Linked DNA regions of Homo sapiens: region 1 is linked to region 2. A link is an interaction called in ENCODE POLR2A ChIA-PET data of the cell type or tissue named here. Cell type or tissue: MCF 10A. All regions are shown on one strand. Links, peaks and the distances in the headings refer to the core of each region. The heading gives the core; the rest is flanking DNA.

Evidence for each region. Peaks named below come from ENCODE experiments on the same cell type or tissue, not always from the same donor. Only the 100,000 strongest peaks of a DNase experiment are listed, where the experiment ranks them.
Region 1: POLR2A ChIA-PET joins it to region 2 with 11 read pairs; 5 of 35 experiments call an interaction of 5 or more read pairs at or near these places.

What each region holds. Positions count from the first base shown.
Region 1 is chr3:72,722,190-72,726,634 of GRCh38, reverse strand. It overlaps a transcript of SHQ1 not described here. Among named protein-coding and RNA genes, the nearest start is that of SHQ1, 120 kb to the left of the region's middle. In MCF 10A, for the core only: no CTCF peak of the experiment used is centred there; DNase peaks (open chromatin) are centred at 2,364 and 3,074.
Region 2 is chr3:72,485,493-72,489,937 of GRCh38, reverse strand. No RefSeq gene overlaps it. Among named protein-coding and RNA genes, the nearest start is that of RYBP, 41 kb to the right of the region's middle. RefSeq lists enhancers at 1,727-2,244, 2,245-2,762. In MCF 10A, for the core only: no CTCF peak of the experiment used is centred there; a DNase peak (open chromatin) is centred at 2,417.

The DNA of each region.
Region 1 (4,445 bases), core at 957-3,456, 240 kb before region 2:
CACACCTGTAATCCCAGCACTTTGGGAGGCAGAGGTGGGCAGATCACCTGAGGTCAGGAGTTCGAGACCAGCCTGGCCAACATGGCAAAACCCCGTTGCTACTAAAAATACAAAAATTAGCTGACGTGGTGGCATGCACCTGTAATCTCAGCTACTCCAGAGGCTGAGGCAGGAGAATTGCTTGAGCCTGGGAGGCAGAGGTTGCAGTGAGCCAAGATCACGCCATTGCTGATCTCAACCTGGGCGACAGAGCTGGTCTCTGTCTCCAAAAAAAAAAGAAAGGGCCTAACGTAAGCATGAGAGATACATATCTTACTGCCCTGCCCAAGAAGTGAGGACGTGCTTTTCCCACTTGCCTGGGAGGCGGCCTGGCTGAGAGGTCACAGGCCCAGGCTTAAAATCTGACTCCCTGGGCGGGAGTCTTTGCTATGCCTTTATAGGCTGGTGGCCTTGGAACAGTGACTTCACTCCTGGTGCCTCAGTTTCTTTATCTGTAACATATGGTGATAATAGTACTACATTTCTTTTTGGTAGAGACTGGATCTTAATGTTTTTCTCAGGCTGGTCTCAAACTCTGGGGCTCAAGCAATCCTCCTGCCTTGGCCTCCTGAGTAGCTGGGACTATAGCTGCATCACCCCACCCAGCTATCATATTACGTTATTAGCCCTCACACGATTGTTGGGAGGGTTAAATAATATGCGTAAAGTGCTTAGAAACATACCTAGTACATAGTATTTGTTAAGTAAATTCTCTTATTTTTTTCTTCTGCCCATTCCAGAAAGGCTCTGGGGAGTCTAACAGCCAGGACAGACAAAGAGCAGTAAAACAAATACTGAGGAACTCAAGAACCATGTGAGGTTGACACCTGAGGTATTACTTGGACTCTGTACTGCAAAGAACATTTATTCATTCAACAAGCATCTACTGAGTACCTCCGGTGTCCCAGGCACTGTGCTCGTGGCTGGGCTTACAGCTGTGACTTCATAGAGGTTAGATTTGAGTGTGTGCGTGTACACCTGGCATAGGTAAACAAGCAAGTCATTAAGATAATTTCAGAGTGATAAAGATGGTGAAGAAAATGAGCAGGACGAAGTGAAACGGAGGAGTGGGGTGGGGGCAACTCCAGGATGTGCGGTTGGGAAAGGCCTCTCTGAGGAGATGAGGGGACAAGAAAGAAGCAGCCCTGTGAGGCCCCAGGATGAGAACTTTCCACAGAGCGAGCAGCAAGTGCAAAGGCCCTGGGCTGCATGGGAGCTCAGAGAATCAGGAGGATAGCAAGGAGGCTGCCATGCTGGAGGAGAATGAGGGAAGAGAGTGCAGAGGCCAGTTTGGAGAGGCTGAATAAAGCCTGAGTGTGCGTGGTGCAGTGTTCAATTTTTATTTTTGAGGATTTATTTATGTATTTACTTGAGACAGAGGTCTTGCTCTGCCACCAGGCTAGAGGGCAGTGGTACCATCACGGCTCACTACCGCCTCGACCTCCCTGGGTGCAACTAATCCTTCCACCTTAGCCTCCTGAGTAACTGAGAACACAGGTGCATGCCATCTTGCTCTGCCAATTTTTGTATTTTTTGTAGAGATGGCTTTTTGCTATGTTGCCCAGGCTGGTCTTGAACTCCTGAAGTCAAGCAATCCGCCCACCTTGGCCTCCCACCATGCTGGGATTACAGGCGTGAGCCACCGCACCCGGTTTTTTGAGGACTTCAAACAGCAAACAACATAGTTTCCGTTACCAGTTAAAAAGTTTAGAAACCCAGCTGGGTGCGGTGGCTCACGCCTGTAATCCCAGCACTTTGGGAGGCCAAGGCGGGCGGATCACGAGGTCAGGAGACCGAAACCATCCTGGCTAACAAGGTGAAACCCTGTCTCTACTAAAAATACAAAAAAAATTAGCTGGGCATGGTGGTAAGCGCCTGTAGTCCCAGCTACTCGGGAGGCTGAGGCAGGAGAATGGCGTGAACCCGGGAGGCGGAGCTTGCAGTGAGCCGAGATCGCGCCACTGCACTCCAGCCTGGGCAACAGAGTGAGACGCCGTCTCAAAAAAAAAAACAAGTTTAGAAACCCAACTCAAGGTAGCTTAAACAAAAGGAGGGATATATTAAAGAACAGCAACAGTGTCTCAGGGAAGCCAGGGGGAGGAACAGAGCTGGGCTTGAAACTGGGAGGGCGATTTCTCCATCCCCATTGCCGGTTTTCTTTATACTGTTTGTGACCCAGTCCATGTTGTGGAACACAGCTGCCGACTACTCCTGAAATTTGTGAAATTGACTTCTGTAGTCTGGCATCTCAAGGGTGACTCATCTCTCAGTGCCAACACGCCTCAGGTAAGGACTCAGGAACTGGCTTGAGCCAGGAGTCCACTCCTGGACCAATCAGCTATGGCCAGGGTGGAATTGAGTCACACTCCACCTCCTAGTTGTTCTTAAGTAAGGATGGGGGCTGGGCACGGTGGCTCAGGCCTTCAATGCCAGCACTTTGGGAGTCCGAGGTGGGCGGATCACGTGAGATCAGGAGTTCGAGACCAGCCTGGCCAACGTGGTGAAACCCCTTCTCTAATAAAAATATAAAAATTAGCCGAGTGTGGTGGCAGGCGCCTGTAGTCCCAGCTACTCGGGAGGCTGAGGCAGGAGAATCACTTGAACCCAGGAGGCGAAGCTTGCAGAGAGCCGAGATCATGCCACTGCACTCCAGCCTGTGTGACGGAGTGAGATGTTGTCTCAAAAAAAAAAAAAAAAAAAAAGTAAGGATGGGGCTCTGGGCAGGGAGAAATAATTCTCAAAGAGGGGAATGAGGGAAGAGTAAACAAAGGATCTAAGTTGCCAGAAAACCAGAAACTAAAGAATGAATGTACCTAGAAGCAAGCTCAGAATTTAGCTCTGAGCTTTGTGGTAGCCAAAGCTTTAAAAAAAAGAAAAAAAAGGAAAGAAAGAAAACAACGAATAAGCATCTGAGTTCTGATTGGCTAATAAAATAAGGCACAGCAGATCACGAGGAGAGAGAAGCATTTTCTTCCATGAAAGCTGAGAGGACATTCTTTAGGTTTCTATGTGGAAGGGGACTAAGAAATACAATAAATGACTCATTCAGCAACAGTTGAATTTAGATTTCTGAGATGATTAAGTTTTTCACAATGTGTGGGGAGTCCCTCCTGGTGAATTCTGAAAGTAGAGGGGACATTATTAAATTTCAGTGCAAGGGTAGGCAGGGTGTGTTTGAGGGGGAACCAAAGTCATGCTCATTATGTTTTCTTTCGATGACCTCATTGGCTCTTGGAGACCTCAGTGCCGTGGTAAAAAACTCAGGGTTTACCTACAGGACTGGGGAGAGGGGTGTGGAGTGGGTTGGGTGTGAGGAAAACATCAGGATAAAGGGCAGCTGACAATCCATCTCTGTCAGCAGGGGGAACTTGAGAAATAGCTGCTCCTTGGTGGTAGCCAAGTGGTGCCTCTTGGGCCTAATGATATTCTACCAGGAACTGGAAAGTCTGGACTATTAAAACATGACTGTTGACAATGAATTTAAATTCCAAGAGCCAAACAAAACGTGGTGAGGGTGAATGTAGCCCTCGGCCATGGGCGTGCAGGCCCCACCCCTCTGGCGTTGCAAGGACTGGGTAGCCTGTGTTCATATGAGCTTCCTGGAACACAGATGGCTCTGCCAGGCTCTTGGCCAGAACTGGGCACAGTGAGAGCCCCAAGTGCAGAAATTCTGTGTCCTGTAGAGCCAAGAATGCCACACCTCTTACTCCTTTCCTTCTTTTTCTTTTTCTATTTTTTTTTTCCAGACAGGATCTCACTCTGGGGTGCAGTGCATGATCACAGCCCACTGCAGCCTGGACCTCCCAGGCTTAAGCGATCCTCCCACCTTAACCTCATGAGTAGCTGGGGCAACAGGCATGTGCCACCATGCCTGGCTAATATATATATATATATTTTTTGAGACAGAGTCTCCCTCTGTTGCCAGGCTAGAGTGCAGTGGTGCGATCCCAGCTCACTGCAACCTCTGCCTCCCGGGTTCAAGAGATTCCCCTGCCTCAGCCTCCTGAGTAGCTGGGAATACAGGCACATGCCACCATGCTTGGCTAATTTTTTGTATTTTTTAGTAGAGACGGGGTTTCACCATGTTGGCCAGGATGGTCTCGATCTCTTGACCTCGTGATCCGCCCACCTCGGCCTCCCAAAGTACTGAGATTACAGGTGTGAGCCACCACGCCCGGCCAAATTTTTAAAAAAATCTTTAGTAGAGATGAGGCCTCTCCCTATGTTGACCAAGCCAGTCTTGAACTCCGGAGCTCAAGCAATCCTCCCGTTTTGGCCTCCCAAAGTGCTGGGATTACAGGTGGCATGGGTGACAGCACCCTCCCTCCCTTCCTCCCTTCCTCCCTTCCTCTCTCTTTCTTCCTCCCTCCCTCCTTCCCTCCCTTCTCCTTTCTCCCTTCTCTCTC
Region 2 (4,445 bases), core at 1,224-3,723:
GTCAAGAGGAGGCAAGCAATGAGTTTAGAAAGCAGTGTCGCTACAGCCACTACAAGCGTCTAGGACAGCTCCCCACTGCGCATGAGCTGTTGCAATGTGTCAGTTCAGTAGGATCCACAGATTAATGTTATACAAAAACAGAAAATTACAGAACAGAGATAGAACGAATGGCTTCTCTTTTCCTCCTACTCTTAGTTCATTCCAAATATTGGCAAACTTGGCCAGGTGTGGTGGTTCATGCCTGTAATCCCAGCACTTTGGGAAGCCAAGGTGGGTGGGTCACTTGTGGTCAGGAGTTTGAGACCAGCCTGGCCAATATAGTGAAACCCTGTCTCTACTAAAAATACAAAAATTAGTTGGGTGTGGGTGGTGCACGCCTGTAATCCCAGCTACTTGGGAGGCAGAGGCAGAGAATCAACCCAGGAGGTGGAGGATGCGGTGAGCTGAGATCAGGCCACTGCACTCCAGCCTGGGTGACAGGGAGACTCTGTCTCGAAAAAATAAAAAATTAAAAATATATATATTGGCAAACTTTTCTCAATCTTTTGCCAACACTCATTTTTGCTGATTATATTTGCTTATAAACCTAAGTATCTTGAAGTACCTCTCTGTACTTCTGTGTCTTCATCTGGAAAATGGGGTGAATAATAATCCCTATCTCTGAGAGCAGGACTTCTCAACCTGGACACTATTGCAGTAGGGCCTGGATAATTCTTTGGTGTGGGGCCGTCCCAAGAACCATAGGTTGTTTAAGCAGCATCCCCGGCCTCTACGCACTTAATGCCAATAGCATCCCCCCTAGTTGTACCACACAAAAATGTCTCCAGACATTGCCAAATATCCCCTGCGTAAGGGGCAAAATAACCCCTAATTGAAAATCTCTGGTCTAGCACAGTGGCTCATGCCTATAATCCCAGTGACTTGGGAGGCCGAGGTGGGAGGATCACTTGAGGCCAGACTGGGCAACATAGGGAGATCTTGTCTCTACATGAAAATTAAAAATTAGCCAGGCACGGGGGCTCACATCTGTAGTCCTAGCTACTTGGGAGGCTGAGGCAAGAGAATCACTTGAGTCCAAGAATTTGAGGTTACAGTGAGTCACGACCACGCCACTGGACTCCAGCCTGGGTGACAGAGCGAGCAACCCTGTCTCTTAAAAAAAAAAGAAAGGAAAATCACTGGTCTAGAGTTCTAGAGTTCCTGTAAGTATCACATGAGATGATTCAGGTAAGGTGCTTAGAAGAGTACCTGACACCAAATAAATGCTCAGTAAACTTACGCCATCAGCATAGATGAAGAGGCCCTAGAATAGTAGGGACCATGGCCTGAGCTACTTCACAAACCGATTTGTTTGTTTATCATTATGGTTTTGTGCCTCTTAGGTTCTACCTTCCTAAAGTGCCATGGTTTAAAAAGCTCTTTTATGAGAGGTGCCTTTCTTTGTAGGTACAGAAATAAAGCTTCGAAGTACTGGCATTTGCAAGTGGCTTTTGAAACTGGAGAATGTCAAAGAAATGTAAATCATACTCTTTCAAGAGCACAAGAATGTATCTTTCTCTAAAAGCTTTCACAACTGTTAACTCAGTGGCTACTGAGACAAAGTGTTCTAGTAGGGGTGATGGGAAGGCACCTAAACTGAACTCTGAGTTTTGCTGTTTGTGGAAGGACCAAGCTGGTGAAACCACAGCATCGGTTCGCACAGGCATTTTGTTTGTTTCTGGCTGATGAAGAGAGGAGACTATTCTGTGAACAGCAAGGACTGAGAAAGATGGAAAATGAGGAAGAGGGTGAGATGGTGTTGTCCCTTCAAGCACGGATTTGAATGATGCGGGTGGGGTTGGTTAGGGCCACCTTGCAGGAAAATGTTGGGTAGGACCAGAGGAGTTGGGGACAGCATCCTCATGTCAAGCCCCTCTGCCACAGACGCTGTCAGCTCCAGGAACCTAGGAGCTGGGTGCGTGTGGTTGCAGGTCACCCTCATGCCAGACCCCACTGCCACCAGCAGCCACAAAACACCAAAGTGTGTGATAGGGACCTCTTCCCTCATCTTTTTCAGGTTCCTCAGGGTCCATGGCCCAAGTAGGTACAACCTGTCACTGCCTTTAGCTCAGTTTCCCCCGACTCTGCCAAAAGTTCTACCTGCGTTGAGGGACCAGGAGCACGAATCTTTGAATGATGCCATGTGGTCACTGAGATGAGGCCAGTCAGCAGCTCCTCCTTTTGTTATGGCTACTGCTGTGAGGCTGGTGGCCACAGCCATGGCCACAGCCCCACCCCCAGCTACAGACACAGCCACAGCTTCATAGCCCAGCAGTCCCAGCTACAGTCACGCCCACACAGCCACTCCCGTGACTGTGGCCACCACCGCCCCCCACCCCCCTCCACGGACATTCCTCCTCACAGCTGCCTTCAGCCAAGTGTCTGCCACCAAGTTCCTGAGAAATGACTCACAGGAGCTTGCTAACTTTGGGGGAAATCTCGTGCTTGATTTGTTTGTATGTTGCAAAGACCAATATGATGACGGACCAACAGATTAATACCTGGATTCCAGACCGTTCGGAACTCTACATTCAACGTTTTTCATTTTACTGGCTCCCAAGCCCCCTCTGGGTGAGTCCCTGGGCCTGGTTCCTTCTTTGCTCTCTTGGAGGAGGAGACAGACCAACCCTGAGTACCCTGGCACTGTTGTCTAGCATTGCATTTCAGAGAGGACTCAAAGGACCACAGGACTTCCAAACTGATCTGTGCAGCCCAATGAAACTTAATTTACCATTCCGTCCCTCTGTCCCCAGGATCCTCCCCTAGAGCAAGCGGTTCTAGAGTCAGTTTAGCCCTGAGAACCATGCCATGCTGCCTTGGAAGACCTCAATATCCATTTGGACCGGCTGACCAGCTTTTCCCTCCAGAACCTGAGCTCGCTGAGGTCACAGACTGTGTCTGCTTTACCCTTGTTTACAAGACAATTATGAGCCTGCAAATGTTCACATTTCTTCTATCACCCCACCAGAGGCAACCTTGTCATTGATAGCCCATCTCTTTCCTCTTGCTACAGAGGAAGGATTTGTTTAGGCTGGTGAGAGACTAGATTGATCTGTATAATTAAGGAATGGAAGGCCGGCACGGTGGCTCTACACTTGTAGTCCCAGCACTTTGGGAGGACTAAGCAGGCAAATCACTTGAGCCCAGGAGTTTGAGACCAGCCTGGGCAACATGGCAAAACCCTATTTCTACAAGAAAGATAAAAATTAGCTAGGTATGGTGGCGCATGCCTGTGGTCCCAGCTATTCAGGAGGCTGAGGTGGGAGGATCACCGGAGCCCAGGGAGGTCAAGGCTGCAGTGAGCCATGATTGCACCACTGCACTACAGCTGGGGCAAAGGAGTGAGACCCTGTCTCAAAGAAAAAAAAAAAAAAAAAGAAATGGAGAGAGGAAGAGAGTGTATCCATGAGTGATTCTTAAACTTCACGTGCATCAGAGCCACCTGGGATATTGTTAAAATGCAGATTCTGATTTGGTAGGTCTAGGGTGAGGTTTGAGATTCTACATTTCTAGCAAGCTCCCAACTTGCTAGATTAAGTCAATTAAACCTCTTTCCTCTATAAATTACCCAGTCTCAGGTATGTCTTTGTTAGCAGTGTAAGGAGTGGACTAATACATTATGATACTACTTCACCATGTTGAAGCTGAACCCATGGGCACGCTGGCTTTATACAGATTACATTTGGAGATTATAAATGCTGCTGGTTCTCTGAATACATTTTGCACAGCCGGGGTATAAAAGAGTGGATGTTGGGTGAGGTTTGCGTATAACTGTAGGGAGAAATCCTGTGGAGCAGCTTCAGCGTGTGAGAGAAATGGATAGAAGAGAAAGGGGGATTTTTTTTATAAGTGTTGTCACAGCCTCAGTGGTTGGCTGTCATCATTCTCAAGAAATGCAAAGACCTTCGTTGTTTGTCATCTGCCCAGCTGCTGGTCCATCTTCCAAATTGTCTAGTGGAATGGTTAGCCAGGCCAGCCCTTCCTCCCCAGTGCATGACTGCCAGCAAGGCCAATGGGGACTCCCTCCCTGAAATCTCAATCATGGATTCAGGCCCAAAGCAGAGAACACTTGGAGTGTTCTCATTCCAGCCACAGCAGCTCAGTGAGATTGTTGAGCATTTTCTGCTGCCAAGAACCTCCTGGAGAGGCTGGGTGCCTAATGGCTCCAAGCCTGACTTTTTAGCCATTCCTTTGCTCTAGTGTGCTCTCTAATATCCTTCCAAGAAATTCCCGTTCTGCCTAGATCAGTAGAGGCAGTTTCTGTTGCTTACAATCAAAGCATCCTGACAGATAGAGCCAGTATAATATTTTGAGCTGTTTTGAAATAATGTTTCACCTCCAGATACACGGTGTGTGTGGTATGTATGTGTGTGTGAATTATGTGATATGGTTTGGCTGTATCTCTG